Regions from separate parts of the Mus musculus genome. Here region 2 is linked to region 1. A link is a loop called in an ENCODE intact Hi-C map of the cell type or tissue named here. Cell type or tissue: gastrocnemius. All regions are shown on one strand.

What was found. Peaks named below come from ENCODE experiments on the same cell type or tissue, not always from the same donor. Only the 100,000 strongest peaks of a DNase experiment are listed, where the experiment ranks them.
Region 2: it touches region 1 in a loop (3-fold over the local background); 28 of 42 quality-filtered maps call a loop at or near these places.

The regions. Positions count from the first base shown.
Region 1 is chr7:123,461,591-123,469,590 of GRCm38, reverse strand. Aqp8 (aquaporin 8) reads right to left here and starts at 7,297. Exons shown (of 6, transcript NM_001109045.1): 1 at 7,133-7,297; 2 at 6,773-7,017; 3 at 5,276-5,402; 4 at 4,268-4,482; 5 at 2,871-3,005; 6 at 1,588-2,183. The coding sequence starts at 7,144. The coding sequence ends at 2,135. In gastrocnemius, a CTCF peak has its summit at 3,680 (motif pointing right); DNase peaks (open chromatin) are centred at 5,466, 5,827, 7,161, 7,383 and 5 more places.
Region 2 is chr7:123,010,090-123,018,089 of GRCm38, reverse strand. It overlaps the pseudogene Gm6905. Among named protein-coding and RNA genes, the nearest start is that of Rbbp6, 44 kb to the right of the region's middle. In gastrocnemius, a CTCF peak has its summit at 298 (motif pointing left); DNase peaks (open chromatin) are centred at 289 and 4,419.

The DNA.
Region 1 (8,000 bases):
GGATTTTTTTTGAGTTTTCATATAAAGTTTAAACTTTTTTTTTTCAATTTCTGTGAAGAATTGCCTTGGAATTTTGATGGGGATTGCATTCAACCTGTAAACTGTTTTTGGTAGGATGGCTATTTTCACTGTATTAGCCCTACTTATCCATGAGCACAGCTCTTTTGATCTTCTGATATCTTCCTCAGTTTCCTCCTTCAATTCTTCAAGCTTTTATTATACAAGTCCTCCAGTTTCTTGGTTAGACTTATCCCAAGGGGGGGCTGGAATTAGCTTATTGTAAGATAGTGCTGTTTTGCTGATTTCTTTCCCAGTCTGATGTTTGTATATAGGAAGGCACTGGTTGTATACAGGGAGACTACTGATGGTTTGTGTATAGAAAGAGACAACTGATTTTTGTTTGTTAATTTTGTACCCTTCCACTTTTCTGAGTGTATTAACAGCTGTACAAGTTTCCTGGCAGAGTTTTTAGGGCCTTTTATGCACAAAGCCATATAATCTATAAATAAACACTCTTTTTTTTGCATCTTCCTTTTCTATTCTCTTGATCTCCTCCACTTGGCTTACTGCTCTAGCTAAGAGTCCAAGTGCTATAATCAACAGGTATGGAGAGAATGGACACCTTGTCTTGTTCTTGGTCTCAATGGAACTATGTTAATATTGGCTTAATATTGGCCAATGTTAGGCTGATATTGGATGTGGGCTTGCTGCAAATCACCTTTATTAGGATGAGGTATGTCCGTTGTATCCCTAATCTCTCCAGAACTTTTATCATGAAGCAATATTGGATTTTGCCAAAGGCTTTTTCTGAGTTTAGTGAGATGATCATGTGGGGTTTTTTTCTTTCAGTCTGTTTATGTGATGGATTATATTTATCTGGTTTTGTATGTTGAACCAACTCTGCATCTCTAGCATGAAGCCAACTTGACCATGGTGGATGATCTTTTTGATGTGTTCTTAGATTAGGTATGTGGGTGTTTCACCTGTATTTAGGTTTGTGCACCGTGTGTATGCCATTCCCAGGAGACCAGAGTGGGGAGCCAGACATACCTGAGACTGGAGTTAGAGACACTCATGAGCCACCATGTGGGTTCTGAGAATCAAACCCATGCCCCATGGTTCTTAGAGTAGATACATGCTCCACTTGGAAGATGTGTTACTACTGTGTCTCCTTATCCCTTCTTTATTCTATTCACGTCTCTCACCCACATGCCAGTGGCTCATCAGTCTATGCTATCTGCTGCTGTTCTCCTTCCATGAAGAATTCCTGCATCTTTGCCCCACCCCCACCTCATCCCTAGCTAGAGTGCAATGAATGGATTGGTCCATATCCAGGTAGTACTGGGCATTCACCAAGGCCCTGGGTTTTACATTCAATTTTCAGCAGGTTTTCCAACTAGAGCGTAAGTAAATGAACACTGTGCTCTGGGCTTAATGCCACAGTGGCTCCATCTGAGTGCAGACAGACTCTGAAAGGGACCATATAAGTACCTACCTTGGCTCTGCAAGCCAGCCTCTCCACCCAGACTTTTATTTCCTCCTCATCAGTGCCCATGTCTTAAACAAAAGACAAGTCAACAGACACCTGGGATGAAATGCTAAGCCATTTATTACAAAGTCAGATTGGGAGCTGAGGAAGCAAGATCTTTGGGCTCCTGAAAGACCTTCTGTAACTGTAATCAAGAGAAAAGAGGGTGTGGAGAGCAGGGGCTCAGTAGCAAAGTGCTCACCTAGTGTGCATGAATTGGGTTCCAAACCCAACCTAGTAAAAAAGAAAGAGGACTGAAGAAATGGACAGTGTGCATTCTCCACCTTCTCAGCCCTTCTAATCCCTGCCCTCTCGCAAGAAAAGAGGCCTACCCTCTTTTTCTATGCGGTCTCTACCTGTCTTTAGGCTGGGCCCCAGGCCCACTCCATGAGCACAGAGAAATTCCAGGTTTCCAGGAGCATGCTCAGGACAGAGCAGCAGCCGCCTGCCTGCCTGCCTGCCTGAGAAGCCAGGCCTAGGTCAGCTGCTGTCATGGTGACTCCTGTTAGCTCAGGTCCTGCAGGAGATAATGGAATTGTTCCGTCCTCAACTTAGGACAAGCAGCTGAGGACTCCAGGCAGTGGGAACGTCGCCAGCAGTTCTTCTTCACCTCGACTTTAGAATTAGGCGGGTTTTCTCATCTCCGATGAGGAGCCTAAAAATAAATTGCCCTGTGAGGTCTCTATTCCCCTGCAAGAAAGACCCAGCTCTCCATTACAAATCTCTAAGCCCAGAACTCTCTAGACGGGTGGTTTCCTGAGCTGAGTCCTCTCAGGCAGTGGGTGGGCAGTTTCCTCTCTGGTCCCACACATACCTTATCCAGAAGGGTGTGTATGGGTAGCCATTCAGAAATCAGCAACGGAGTGATTAGTGGTGTTTTACACCCGGCTCCAGGCATAGCCTGAAGCCTCTAGACTGCAGTGGGTAATGTTACAAGAAGGCTACGCATCCAGCCCAGACTCAGCCCTCCCAGACACAGCCAAGGGAAGATAGGGAAGGTCTGGGAGGAATTGGTGCTCCAAGGGGAAAGAATATTATCTAAATATGTTGTAAAAAAAATAGATAAAAAAATATTTTAAAGCCAACCTAAACATGAAGCCTACCCACCCATAGGACTATCCCAAGTCCTTCAAAACACATTTGAGTCCTACTTGGAGCCAGTGACACCCATGAACACTTCAATCCTAAGAGCCAGTTAGTTCCCCTTGCAAAGTGGATCTCTATCACTTGGAGCCAAAGGCCTTAGGCAGAGGCAGCACACTTCCCTCTGAAGATTCCCATTTTCCTCCAAGGTTATGTGAATGCCAATCTAGTAGCTGTAGATTCTCTGTCACCCTCCTACCTAATGAGCAGTCCTACAAAGAGGCCAGCCAGGAGGGGGCCCAGCCAGTAGATCCAATGGAAGTCCCAGTAGCCAGCCATCACAGCAGGTCCAAAGGCACGAGCAGGGTTCATGCAGGCTCCAGAGATGCTACCACTGCAGACACATAGGTACCCAAGTTACCAGCATCTCAGAAGGTCCTACCTCAAACCCACATCCTTAATCAGGCCTACAGCCAGCCTCAAGCAGACATCCTCTCTAAACGCCCATACCAGGGCCCCTGGGTGGATCCCAGAGGCTGTAAGGGAGCCTTGCTTAGCTCTAGGCTGACAAAGGGTGATTGCTACATGACCATCATATCAGCCCCTCCGCATACATACACACTTCTAGAACAAATGGTCAGCAAAAGCACCTGCTTAGTCACGACAGGAGGGGAAAGTGGAGCACATTCCTTTCCAAAGTCTAGAAAGCAAAGTCCAAGGAGCTCCGCCCATTTTGGAGTTGACCTACATTCAAAGTCCAGCCCGGGCAGTTCTACTCTGTGACCTTTGTCTAACCTCTCTACATATCCACTGAGGTGGCAGTATCCACTCCATAGGCTGTAGCCAGGAACAAATGACACAATGTGCATGTCCTGATGGTTACTAAAGTGTGTCTGGCACACTGAGGACCTCATGCCACAGACTTGGGCCCTACTTCCAGAAGGAGCTTGTTTCCAAGGCACACCTCAGCTCTGGGTTCTGTCTCCAAACCCAGTGCCTTCAGGCTGATCTATAACCTTCAGTGGGTTCTGTGTCCAGAAGCCCATCCAGGTAGGGGAGCACACTTGTAAGTGAAGCAAGTGTCACTAGGTGGCAGCAAAGCACCACTACTGCTGAGCTACGGCATTCCCGGACCATTCAAGGGGACAGAGCCCTGAGCCTGAGAAAGGTTTGGTTCTGTGTCCAAATGAAAAAAAGGAACTGAACTTTTGGTGTTGACCTCTTACATTTCAGCAGATGTGAATAATTGTCCCAGATTTGTCTCTTTAGACTCTCAGTGACCCTGAGTCATTTCTTGCCTTTCGGAACCACAGTTTGACTACCTATACAAGGGAGAAATCTTTCCTGAGTCTCCTTAATGCCTTCCCAAAACTAACAAGAAGCTTGAAATCAAAGAGACCAGGGTTAGAGATCATTTTTTGTAAGACAGAGTCAACACCCCGAGGGAATGCTTTATTTCTTATTACAGAAATTAGGAATTTTCATCCAGACCTCTGACTTAGCCCTAAATGAAGTAGAAGGGTGGCCATATTCTCTAGCCAAAAATCACCTAGCACTGCCTGATACCACCTACCCACCATTGCCTCTTGCCTGCCTAAAGCCAGCCCACTCTCCATTTGCCACGGGGCAGCCATCACACTTTTGAGGGATACTTACCCTGCCAGGATGTCCACAATGACAGAGAAGCCAATGGAGAATGGGGCTAAAGGGCCCATTGTCTTCTCATTGACAGCACCCATACACACAGCCAATACCAACAGCATTGTCAGAATGATCTCTATCCCCAGGGCTTCTGCCACCTGCTCCTGCTCCTGGACGATGGCAAAGGCTGCCCCAGATGCATTCCAGAATCTTTCCTCTGGACTCACCACCTGTGGAGGAAAAGCCACTCAGCCTAGACGAGAGACGCTGGGAGCTGACACAGGTCCGTGCTCCCACCCATCTGCATTTGGGCAGAGCCATGTCTGTTTCCCAGCTTCTCCCCTTTTCATGTATAACCGAAGAAGCTGCAAGACTTCCCTGAGCCTTGCTTTGCACCTTTGAAAACTGAGGATAATGGGTGTTGGGCCCTAGTCCCCCTAAATAATCTTCGCTGAGAAAAAGAGCGCAAAACTAGCTTGCCTCAAGCTCTCCAAGATGAAGACATTGAGGGACCTGAGGGCCTTGAGAAAACAGAGTGAGTGGTTGAAAGTGAGTCAGTCTCATGGGGACAGGCACTGGTGGAAGTCAACAGTGAGGGAGAAGGGAAGAATAGAAAGGAGGGGGAGCAGGAGGGATGGAGGGAAGGAGCCCCAGGAATTATATACAGAGCCCATCCAGGGGATGAAGCTCTATGGTAGACCATTTCTCTGGCATGTTCAAGTCTCCTGCTAGGGCACCACGTGCATGCCTAGTAACCACAGAGGCCAGGAAAGAGTGTTAGAGCCCTAAGACTGGAGTTACATAAGGTTGTGAGCTGCCATGTGGGTGCTGAGAACTGAACCCAGGTCCTCTGGAGGAGCAGCCAGTGCTCTTAACTGCTGGGGCATCTCCTTGGCCCGGGAAGTAGCCTTTTTGACTAATAGAAAGATTTCTAAGATTTCAAGCAAACCCAAAGGTAAGAGAGGGGAAAGGGGACTCCATCAGTACCAAGCCACTAGTCCTATCCCAGCAGGGACCACTCACTTTAGCCAAGGCAGCCCCAATCAGCCCTCCAAATAGCTGGGAGATCCAATAGGGAATTAGCAGCATGGTCTTGAGGCCTCCGATCACTGTGACTGCCAGCGACACAGCAGGGTTGAAGTGTCCACCGCTACAACCAAGAAGAGAAGGAAGCCATGAGGACATGCTCCAAGGCTCACCACAGGGACATCCCTTGGGAATATGTACTTCAGCCTGTCCTCCAAGCTGAGCCTGCAGGCTGGAGTCAGCCCAGTCCCTTCCATAAGCAGAAATGTGCAAATCGCTCCCGTTTTTCCACGAAGAGCTTTGTGTTGGGGTGAGAGGAGCAAAGGTAGCTGCAGATGGGTGGAGCAGGCCCTAACCCCAGGCCCTAGTTGGCCTTAGAGACAAACACATACAGAGAACATCCATGGTTTACTCCAACTCCTCAGAGCTTGTTCTGGCCTTTCAGAAATGTGGCCAAAGTGCTGTACCTACAGTCGGTACAGCTGACTGCAAAAGCAAGATGTTGGTGCGTGTTCAGCAGGCATCTCTGCCTGCTGGTCATACTCCGGGCTTCACTGAAGCTGATGCTGCCCTCTTCTGCATCACACAGCTAAACACAAGCTCAGAGGCTCGCCTTGGTTGCCCAGCCAGGAAGCCACCAGGCCTACCTAGATAGAAGGTCATGTGCCTTTCACCCTGCCCAGAACTCCTGCACCCCCACCCACCCATTTAAAGAGATAATAAACTGTCCATTGTTTCTTCCCAGAGGGCAGTAACTCAATGTCCTCACTCAGATCTGATTTCGAGTGAGATAGAGAACAGCCCTATCCCAGTCCCCCTGTCAGATGACCCAATCGGAATGTCTACCATTACAGCTGGCTCTTCTGGGAAACAGCCCACCTCCCATCAACCCATTCTACTGGGCTCCTACCCAGATAAAAAACCAAGGGATGGTCATTTTTCTGCCTCTAAAAAACAAAACAAAACAAAACACTCTTGTCAGGTTGAAGCCCCTGCACTTTCTGTGCATCGCAGTGGACAAAAACCCGGCGCTTTGCTTTTTCCAATTCACTCCCAAAGAGTAGCAGCAACAGTAGTGAATACTGAGCACCCCACGATCCCATCTCCCCAAGACAATCCCTCGGCTTTGGACACTAAGCCAGACAGCTTGAATTTGACTCCTGGCTCCACCACCTGGTAGCAAATACCTCATCTCAGTGATGTGGACTTTTCTCTTTTGCAAATATAAAACGGGAAATAACAGAACCTATTTCTTAAGTTTGTCACTAGAATCAAATATCTGAATCATGCTCAGTATAGAGCAGAGGCAATAGCTAGCAATGGGTATATGTTGGCTCGAAGCTAACTTTAACATGTAGTAACAGTATGACTCCTATTTAATAGTCTTCACAGACTGCAGAGCTAGATGACCCACCCCCACGTTTGTAAGACCATAAGTGGGTGCCCAAGAATTCCCCAGATTGGCACTAAGCTAATGATGAGGTCTGGTCTCACCTGATGTTCCCCAAGGTAGCAATGATGAGCCCCAAGGCCAGCCCATGAGCCAAGGCAGGCTGCAGGAGCCCAGTATTCGGACTATTCTCAATGACCGATAGACATCCGATGAAGATGAAGAGAGCGGAGCCCACAAGTTCCACTATACATGGTTGTACGTATTGCTCATACCAGAACACACGGCATCTGCCAGCCATGCTGGTCTTCACCTTGACCTCAGGTAGGTCCATACTACACATTGGTGTCTGCCGTAGGGGGAAAAAAAGACAGGAAACATGGGTGGCAGAGGCCCCAAGACAAAAGCCCCCACCCCCAGCCTTGACCAAATCCTTAGTGCCCTTGCCCAGGCAACAGACTCACCTCCCCAGACATCTGCTCAAGAAGATCCGAGCCAGAGCTACCAGGAGCTTCGCCGGCTGCCCTAGATTGTACTCACTTATCTCTAGGTCACAGACTGGAGGTAGAGTCTAGCGGACTCTGCGCTTTTAAAGGACTGGGGACATTCACCAAAGGTGTCCAGAAAGCAATAAAGCCCGAATGGGAGGTGGCCCAGAAGAGTCAACTTTTTTTTTCTAATCTCAACAGGGCAAGGGCCACGTGGGATCAATGATTGCTGGGCTTAGTGCCAGCAACAGGAAAGGCGTGGTTAGCTTGTATCATGTGCATGAGTGCTCAGGCCTGAGGAAGGTCCCAGCAGGAGACACTGCACACTCAGTAACAGCCAGCTCCGCTACCATTGACATTCCACCATCCTCGTGGGTCTCTTTCCCACCCAGGACCTTTTCCACAAATACCCTGATCACCTGACCCAGCGAGTGTGTGAGCTGATGATGGCTGCTGGCTGCCTAAGGCAGTAGGGACAATATGGCACTGTTGTGTATGGTAAAGCTGGTGGACTTTGGAAACCTGGGGATGAGTAGGAGTAGGACCTACGGGCTTACCTACCCAAAGCCAGGGAACCACCAGTGAGATGCACCCCTCTGCTCACACTGCCTGCACTGACACCCCAGCTCAGCTTGTACAAGCCAAGAGCTAACCACGCAATTGAGTGCCACTGAGCTCGAGTCACTTTCACTGTTTCATCGGCAAATGACAGCGACTGAGCTAATGGCATGGCATCCTTACAGGGCTTCAATGAGTGAAGAAATGAAAAGGACTCAAGGTAGCTCCAGATACAGTACAAAAATGCCAGAGTCCATGAACTCAGAATATATGTGTAAGCCCCTCA
Region 2 (8,000 bases), 450 kb after region 1:
CTTGAAGCAATGTACAGACTTAATGCTTTTTTTTTTTTTTTTTTTTTTTGCTAAAATCTCAGCCATTTTTTTTTCAAACATAGACAAGATGAGCCTAAAATTTTATGGAAATGTAAAGGACTGAGAATAACCACAATGGTCTTTAAATGTTCCTTTAGAATGCTGGCTGGAGAGGCAGTTCAGCAGCAAGAACACCGGCTGCTCTTGCACAGGATCTAGATTTGGTTCTTTGCACCTATATGGTGACCCACAAACATCTCTAACTCCTGTTCCCGGTGATCTGATGCCCTCTCCTGGCCTCTTCAGGTACTGCATGCATGCAAAACATCCATTCACATAAAAAAGATTTTTAAAAATAGTTAAATCCTTAAAGAAACAAAATAAAACAAACAAACAAACAAACAAACTTTGTGAACAGAGTTAGAGAACTCACACTTCTTAATGTAAAAGCGCCTTATAAGGATAACGGTGGTACTAGTATATAGGTAAATATCTGTGAGCGTATATACATTATCTCTCTGTCTAGATGAGTGAATGGACTAAACGAGAATTTGTAGGCAAATGAGTGGAAGTAGAAAAGATCACCTTGACTGAAGTAACCCAGACCTAGAAAGACAAATATGCTGTGTACTCACTTATAAGTGGATATTAGCTGTAAAGTTCACAGACCCAAAGAAACTAAGCAACAAAGAAGGCTCAAGGTAGGGACATGTGAATCTCACTGAGAAGGGGGAATAGAATAGGCATTGTAGTAAATGGGGACCAGATGGGTTGGGTGGGGTTGGGAACAGGAGGGATGGGGGGCATAGGGAGAGAGTACTGGGAAAGATGACTGGAATGGAGAAGAACATCTCTGGGATGAGCTAGAAACTTAGGGCAATGGAAATTCTCAGGTCTATAAGGGTGACCCTAGATAAGACTTCTAGCAATGGGGAATATTGAGCCTGAACTGACCATCTCCTGTAACCAGGCAAGACCAGCTTGAGACCCATGCCATGAGAAGAGAGTCCACCCATGACACTGCTAACGACACTCTGCTACACTTGCAGACAGCCACTAATGTAATTGTCATCAGGGAGGCTTTGCCCAGCAACTGATGAAAACAGATGCAGAGATCCACAACCAAATATTAGGCAGAGGTAGAGGAATCCTGTGGAAGAAGGGTAGGAAGAATTGTAGAAAACAGAGGGGTCAAGGACACCACAAAATCCCCCACAGAATCAACTAATCCAGGTCCATAGGAGCTCACAGAGACTGAACCACCAACCAGGGAGCCTGCATGGACTGACCTAGGCTCTCTGCACCTATGGTCTCAGTGTTAAATAAAAATTGTTCTCCATTATCTCTGATTGGTTAATAAAGAGCTGGTCAGTCTATGGCTAGGCAGGAGAGGACATCTGAGCCCAGTGACAGAGTCCCAAAGAGATGGGAGAGAGAGAGAGAGAGAGAGAGAGAGAGAGAGAGAGAGAGAGAGAGAGAGAGAAGAAGAAGAAGAAGAAGAAGAAGAAGAAGAAGAAGAAGAAGAAGAAGAAGAAGGAGGAGGAGGAGGAGGAGGAGGAGGAGGAGGAGGAAGAGAAAGAGGAAAAGGACGTAGAGGAGGTGTGGAAAGACCATGTGGATGGACCAGGAAGATTCGCCATGGGTCTTGATGAGAGTGTAGCCATGAGGACAGATATGGACCATAAGCCAGGGCAAGACCAGATAGCAAGAAATGGGTATGTGATGGATAGTAGGCAGCGTAGAGGGTTCTAGAATAGTTCAGAACCTTCTCAGCACAGGGCCAGAAGCTCATTAATAAAAATACCAGGTCTCTGTGTCATTCACTCGGGAGCAGTTATAGAAACACCCTGCAATTAAGAGAGCAAGAGGGTTGTAAGAAAAAAACAAACAAACAAAAAATACCCAAGAATTCACTTACAGTGTAGCTTGGTCTTTATGTGGGACTCCAGCAGTCTGAGCAGGGACTGTCTCTGATTCTGTCGCCTGCCTTTGGAACCCTTTCCCCCTGCTGGACTGCCTCATCTAGGCTCAGTAGGAAGGGATGCAGCTGGTCCTACTGCAATCTGATATGCCAGGGCTGGTTGACATCCACTGAAGTCCTCTTTTCTAAAGAGAAGTGGAGGAGGAGTGGGTGGGGTGGGATGGGGAGGCTGAGAGGATGGGAAGAAGGGGAAACTGTGGTGGTGGGTGTAATAATTAATTGGTTAGTTAATTAATTAAAATTTGAGAATCCAGACATAATTTTTTACTCCAGTCATCAGGCAATTTTGGAAATGGTGACAAGCTTCAGCAGGGCAAATACTAGTTCCCCAGCAGGTGGCTTAGGGACATGAAACATTCCCGTGCAAAAACATTTAAACAGGGCTGGAGAGATGGCTTAGCCGTTAAGAGCATTTGTTGTGCGGCTGGAGAGATGGCTCAGTGGTTAAGAGCACTGACTGCTCTTCCAGAGGTCCTGAGTTCAATTCCCAGCAACCACATGGTGGCTGAAAATCATCTGTAATCCAATGCCCTCTTCTGGTGTGTCTGAAGACAGTGACAGTTTGCTCACATACATTAAGTAAATAAATAAAAATTTTTAAAAAAGAGCATTTGTTGCTCTTACAGAGGACCTGGGTTCAGTTCCCAGCACCCACAGGGCTGCTCACGTGTCTATGTGACTCCAGTCCCAGGGGATCAGAAACCTCTTCTGACCTCTGCGGGCACCTAAACATCCATGTAGGTAAAACACGGGGATTAAATACATAAATCTAAAAATAATCTTTTAAATTTGACCCCCCCCCCCCACTTCATATCACATATGGAGAAAAATCAATCCAAACTGCATCCCGGTCTTGAATGCGCAGGCTTGGTGTTGGAAGTTTTATCAGAAAGCGCAGAGTAGCTCTCCATGATTTGGGCTCAGCTGGTGGTGTTTCGTGTCTGTCCCTCAAAGCACAGGTGATCAAGAGAAAATACACATGTTGATTATCATACAGTTTAAAAACCTTTGTTTAATTTGTGGAAAGATAACACACGGGAAGGCAAGTCACAGAATGGTGGAAATATTTGTAATCCATTCTGTGTGACTACAAGTCAACTAGGATCAAGTCCAATAAAGTTCGGGAGAAGCTTGACACAAGGTCAAGTGCCTGGGATTCTTGCTACTCAGAGTCTGAAGCTGGGGGCGGGCGGAGGACGGCGGATGGGACTTTGAACCCAAGTGTTCAAGTCCTTCTGAGGCAACCTAGTGAGACCTCACTGAAAAATAAAACAAATGAATCCAAAAATGAGCACGATGGATGAGGCAGGAGAATTGCCATAAACTGAAAGCTAATCTAAGCTCCATGTTGAATTCAAGCCAGGCTAGGAGAAATCCTAGAGAAGAAATCCTGTCTCATAAACAAAAATGAAAATACCAAATAAACACTCTCCCTGGAGAAACCAAGGAAAAATTGAAATAGACATTTCCCTCAAATACACAAATAGGCAATAAGCACAGGAAATATAGTCTTGGTTCTCATTCCTTAGAAAAACACAAATCAAAACCAGGAGATACCACTTTATCCACTAAGAGGGTTGTGTCTGAGGCACAGGGCACCTGCCTGCAGATGTCAAAGGATACAGAACAAGAAGCTGACGAGAGCATGAGAAGTAGAGGTGACTGACAGCCACGAGTGAGGGTGATTGACAGCCAGCAGTGAGGGTGACTGACAGCCAGCAGTGAAGGTGATTGACAGCCAGGAGTGAAAGTGATTGACAACCAGGAGTGAAGGTGATTGACAGCTAGCAGTGAGGGTGATTGACAGGAGTGAAGGTGATTGACAATCAGGAGTGAAAGTGATTGACAGCCAGACTCTGAATGGTGAAGGGAATCTAGAAAGACGCTAAGCAGAGAGGTCCCATGAAGAAGTGGCTTGTAAGCTGGTGTTATCAGGGAGATTTCAATGCCCAGAGAAATGAGCTAAGCTGGCAGAGATCTGTGGCTGAGAGATGGATGAGCACATCAGACTGATGGACCCGAGCCTGAAATGTCTGAACTTCTGAGGGAAAGTCTTTAAAAGAAGACAAAGGAGCTGGAGACCTGGTTCAGCCATCAAGAACACCGGCTATTCTTGCAGAGGACCCCTGTTCACATCCAGGCTCCCACAGGACAGCTTACGACCATCCAGTTCCAGGGAATCCGATGCCTTCTGTTGTCCTTTCAGATATCTCAAACCTGGCGCACATATATGTAAAATGTACATACACATAAAATAAAGTAAATAAGTCTTTTTAAAATGGCAACAAATATGATGAAGAAAAAAATTAAAGTCAAGGAGGCAGAGACCAGTGTGGAACTGGCTGACAGAGATGTAGACAAACTAGAAATGATTTATCAACTGAAAGATATGCTGAAGTATGCCAAAGAGGAGTGCCAGTGCACACCAGGGATGCTGGACCAGACTCTGCGAACCGGAGCTCCCCAGTCCTGCTCTGATCCTCCCTCTGCCGTTGACTGCCTCAGAGCCCAGCTGCTGCAAGCTGACCCCTAAACACTTTTACCTCAGGTTGGTTTCCATTCACATTCATTCTAGAGCTTGTCTAGGCCTGAAAGTGGGGATCAGCGCAGCCTAGACTGGTTTTGGTTGCGTGTCAATCATGTGAAACCGTGTCCTCTGACTGAACTTTTAGAGAGAATTCCTTTACCTTCTTATAACTATGCAAATTTGGCAATGCATATGATTAAAATCAGATGCATCACAGGAAGGGACGTGAGCAGTCTTACACAATCCAAGCATATCAGTCAAATTACAGAACCACCCAAATTATATCCCTTAGCAACTTATCCCTCCTTCTCCTAACACCCTATAACAGAAGTCCTGGGCAATAACTAGGACCCTTGAGTACTCTACCACTTACCTGGTCCTTTGTCACTCTTGAAAGCATATCTGATCTATACCACTGCCTTGCTTCTCGATAAAGCCCTTATGCGACTTTGTAATCGGTATGTCCCTCTTTTATTTTACTTTATTTTTTTAATGCTTTAAATAAGATGACCAGAACCTGGAAACACCTAGTCCTAACACTGGCTACTGATGGGTAGAAGGTAACTCTGGAAGTAAGAATGAAGGCAAGGCTGCAAAGGAGCCACCTAACACAAGCTTGGAGGCAAACTCGGGGGATGTCCAACCAGAGAGAGTCATGGTTTTGATCTTGGCTGCACACTGGACTCTACTGGGGAAGATTTTTAAATTCCAGTGTGTAGAAGACATCCTAGATGTATCATGGAAGTGAAAAGTCTGGAGGCAGCACCCACCCAGGCTTCAGTATTTTGTAAACTCCTCAGGCGGCCCCAGTATGAGGTTGTCTTTTGAGCCTCAGTATGTGGAAGAACTGTGGACTTGAGGATCCTGCATGGCAGAGCAGGAGTTCTATAGAGAGCATACCAGCAGTCCATTCAAGGCCTACACATAAAGCCTGTTTGGCTCCCTTAAGTTCCTGGTGTGCAGTTCTGTACCAGCCCATCTTCTCCACCCCATTCTGGAGCAGAGGATTCCTCTGTGAGCAAGAGAAGTACTTGGAGAACTTAAAATGAGATGATCCATTGAGTACCCCTTCCCCCTCCTGATAAACTCATACCCACATACTCCTAAAGCAAGCGGTGCCAAGAAATCCTCTTAAAAATATACTATCTTAGTTAGGTTTTATTGCTGTGAAGAGACACCATGGCCCAGGTAGCGCTTATAAAAGACACATCTAATTGGGGCTGGCGTACAGGTTCAGAGGTTCAGTCCATTATCATCATGGCAGGAAGCACGGCAGCATGCAGACAGACGTGGTGCTGGAGGAGCTGAGAGTTCTACACCTTGAACCAATGGCAGCCAGGAGAGGATTCTTCTGTCTTCTGCAGGCAGCCAGGAAGAGGGTCTCATTTCACACTGGGTGGGGCTTGAGGACTGGTGCCCTCAAAGACCACCTACACAGTGACAGTCTTCTTCTAACAAGGCTACACTTCATTCCATAGACCCACAACTCTTAATAGTGTCACTTCCCATGGGCCAAGCATATTCAAACTACCACACCTACCATATCTTCACATGTCCTCTTATGGCCACGAAAGAGAACAGGGTGTTATGAAAAGGAGAAGGTCAGAAAAGCAAGCAATAGAACACTAAGATATGCTATGACAACAGAAGTAAGTAAAGATGCCTGCCCCCAAACCTGATGACCTGAGTTTGATCTGTAGGACCTACATGGTGGAAGGAGACAAGTGACTACTGCAGATTGTCCTCTGACTTGCACACATGCATTGTGACACCCCCGCCCCACAAATAAATAATTTTTTTTAAAGTTTGAAATTAAGAAGAAAGGATAAGAAAATCAGGAATTTAGTCCAGGAAATATAAACCCAAATAATGAATCTCAGGAAAAAAGTAATGCAGAAACAAATGGGAATTATTGTCCATAAATCATGGTTTTTAGAGTCCAAAGGCATGGCTTTCCAGATGGAAAAGACTCACGTGCAAACCAGCAAGGCACCTCTTGAGCTTTACAAATCTTAGATGTCAGTGGCCACCAAAGGTGGATGCCAAGGACAGACTAAGGACAGAGGCCCAGGATTGTTTTTTTCATAGCAAGCCCCCAAACACACATGTTCAGACATCCACAGCCAAATTCAAAAGAAAAACTTCAAGGCTAAAAACAAAGCAAGACCAGTGGGATGTGGTGGCTATGTCTTAATCTAGTACTCATGAGGCAGAGGCAGAGGCAGAGGCAGAGGCAGAGGCAGAGGCAGAGGCAGAGGCAGAGGCAGAGGCAGAGGCAGAGGCAGAGGCAGAGGCAGAGGCAGAGGCAGAGGCAGAGGCAGAGGCAGAGGCAGAGGCAGAGGCAGAGGCAGAGGCAGAGGCAGAGGCAGAGGCAGAGGCAGAGGCAGAGGCAGAGGCAGGCAGAGCTGTGGGAGTTTGAGGTCAGCCTGGTCTATACAGTGAGTTCAAGAACAGCCAGGGCTACATAGAATTTGTCTCCAAAAGAGAAAGAAAAAAAAAGGAGATAGAGATAGTAGATATAGAGGTAGAGAGATAGAGAGATAGATGGATGGATGGATGGATAGATAGATAGATAGATAGATAGATAGATAGATAGATAGATAGATAGAGTGATAGAGTGATAGAGTGATAGATAAGAAAGAAAAAGGAAAAGGGCAAAACCAATGGCCACTAGCTAGAGTTTGGAAGGTTAAATGTCATGAAGACATTACTAGACTGTATTACACAGGACAGACGGATGTACACACTTCTCAAAGGTCTTGCTCTACATCCTTTGTAGAAAGAGATGATGATTCCTCAACGGCATCATCAAGATGGACCAGTTACTAGTAGTGATGTTCCACTGGCTCAGCTCTAACACCATGATGATGATCAAGTTCCCCACAGAGATCAAGACATCAAAAGTTTTTTTTTTTTTTTTCCATTTCTGAGGAAATTTTATTGGCTTTTTGTATAAAGTTTATTTTCCAGGAAGGATGATCCCAGCATACTGGGAACCAGCGCATGGCCTCCTCCTTGCTGATTCTGTGTTTGGCCCCAATGCAGCCTGTTCTGCGCTTCTTGTCTGCGATGCTGAACCTTGGCCTACCCAGCACCACATAGAAGTCCAGACTGTAGATACCAATGCTTGGGTCGTATTTGATGCCCAGGTCAATGTTTTCCTGAATTCCAAAGCCAAAGTTTCCAGTATCCGAGAAGTTATTTTTCTGCAACTCATACTCCCGTACCTTCAGGTCTTTCTCCAGAATTTCCTCTGCCTTGGCTCTGCGGACTGTACAGTGGACAGCAATCTTCTCATTTCTCCGGATGCCAAAGGACCAGACAGTGTATCTAGCTTTGGAAAACACCGGGGTCTGGCCTGTGAGCTGCTCCAACACCATGGCTGCCCGGGTCAGTCTGTCTCTGCTCTTCCCGACGCAGATATTGAAGCAGAGCATGAGGTTCTCCTTTTCCCCTTGGTCTTGTGCCATGGTGGAGAACAGGAAGAACGAC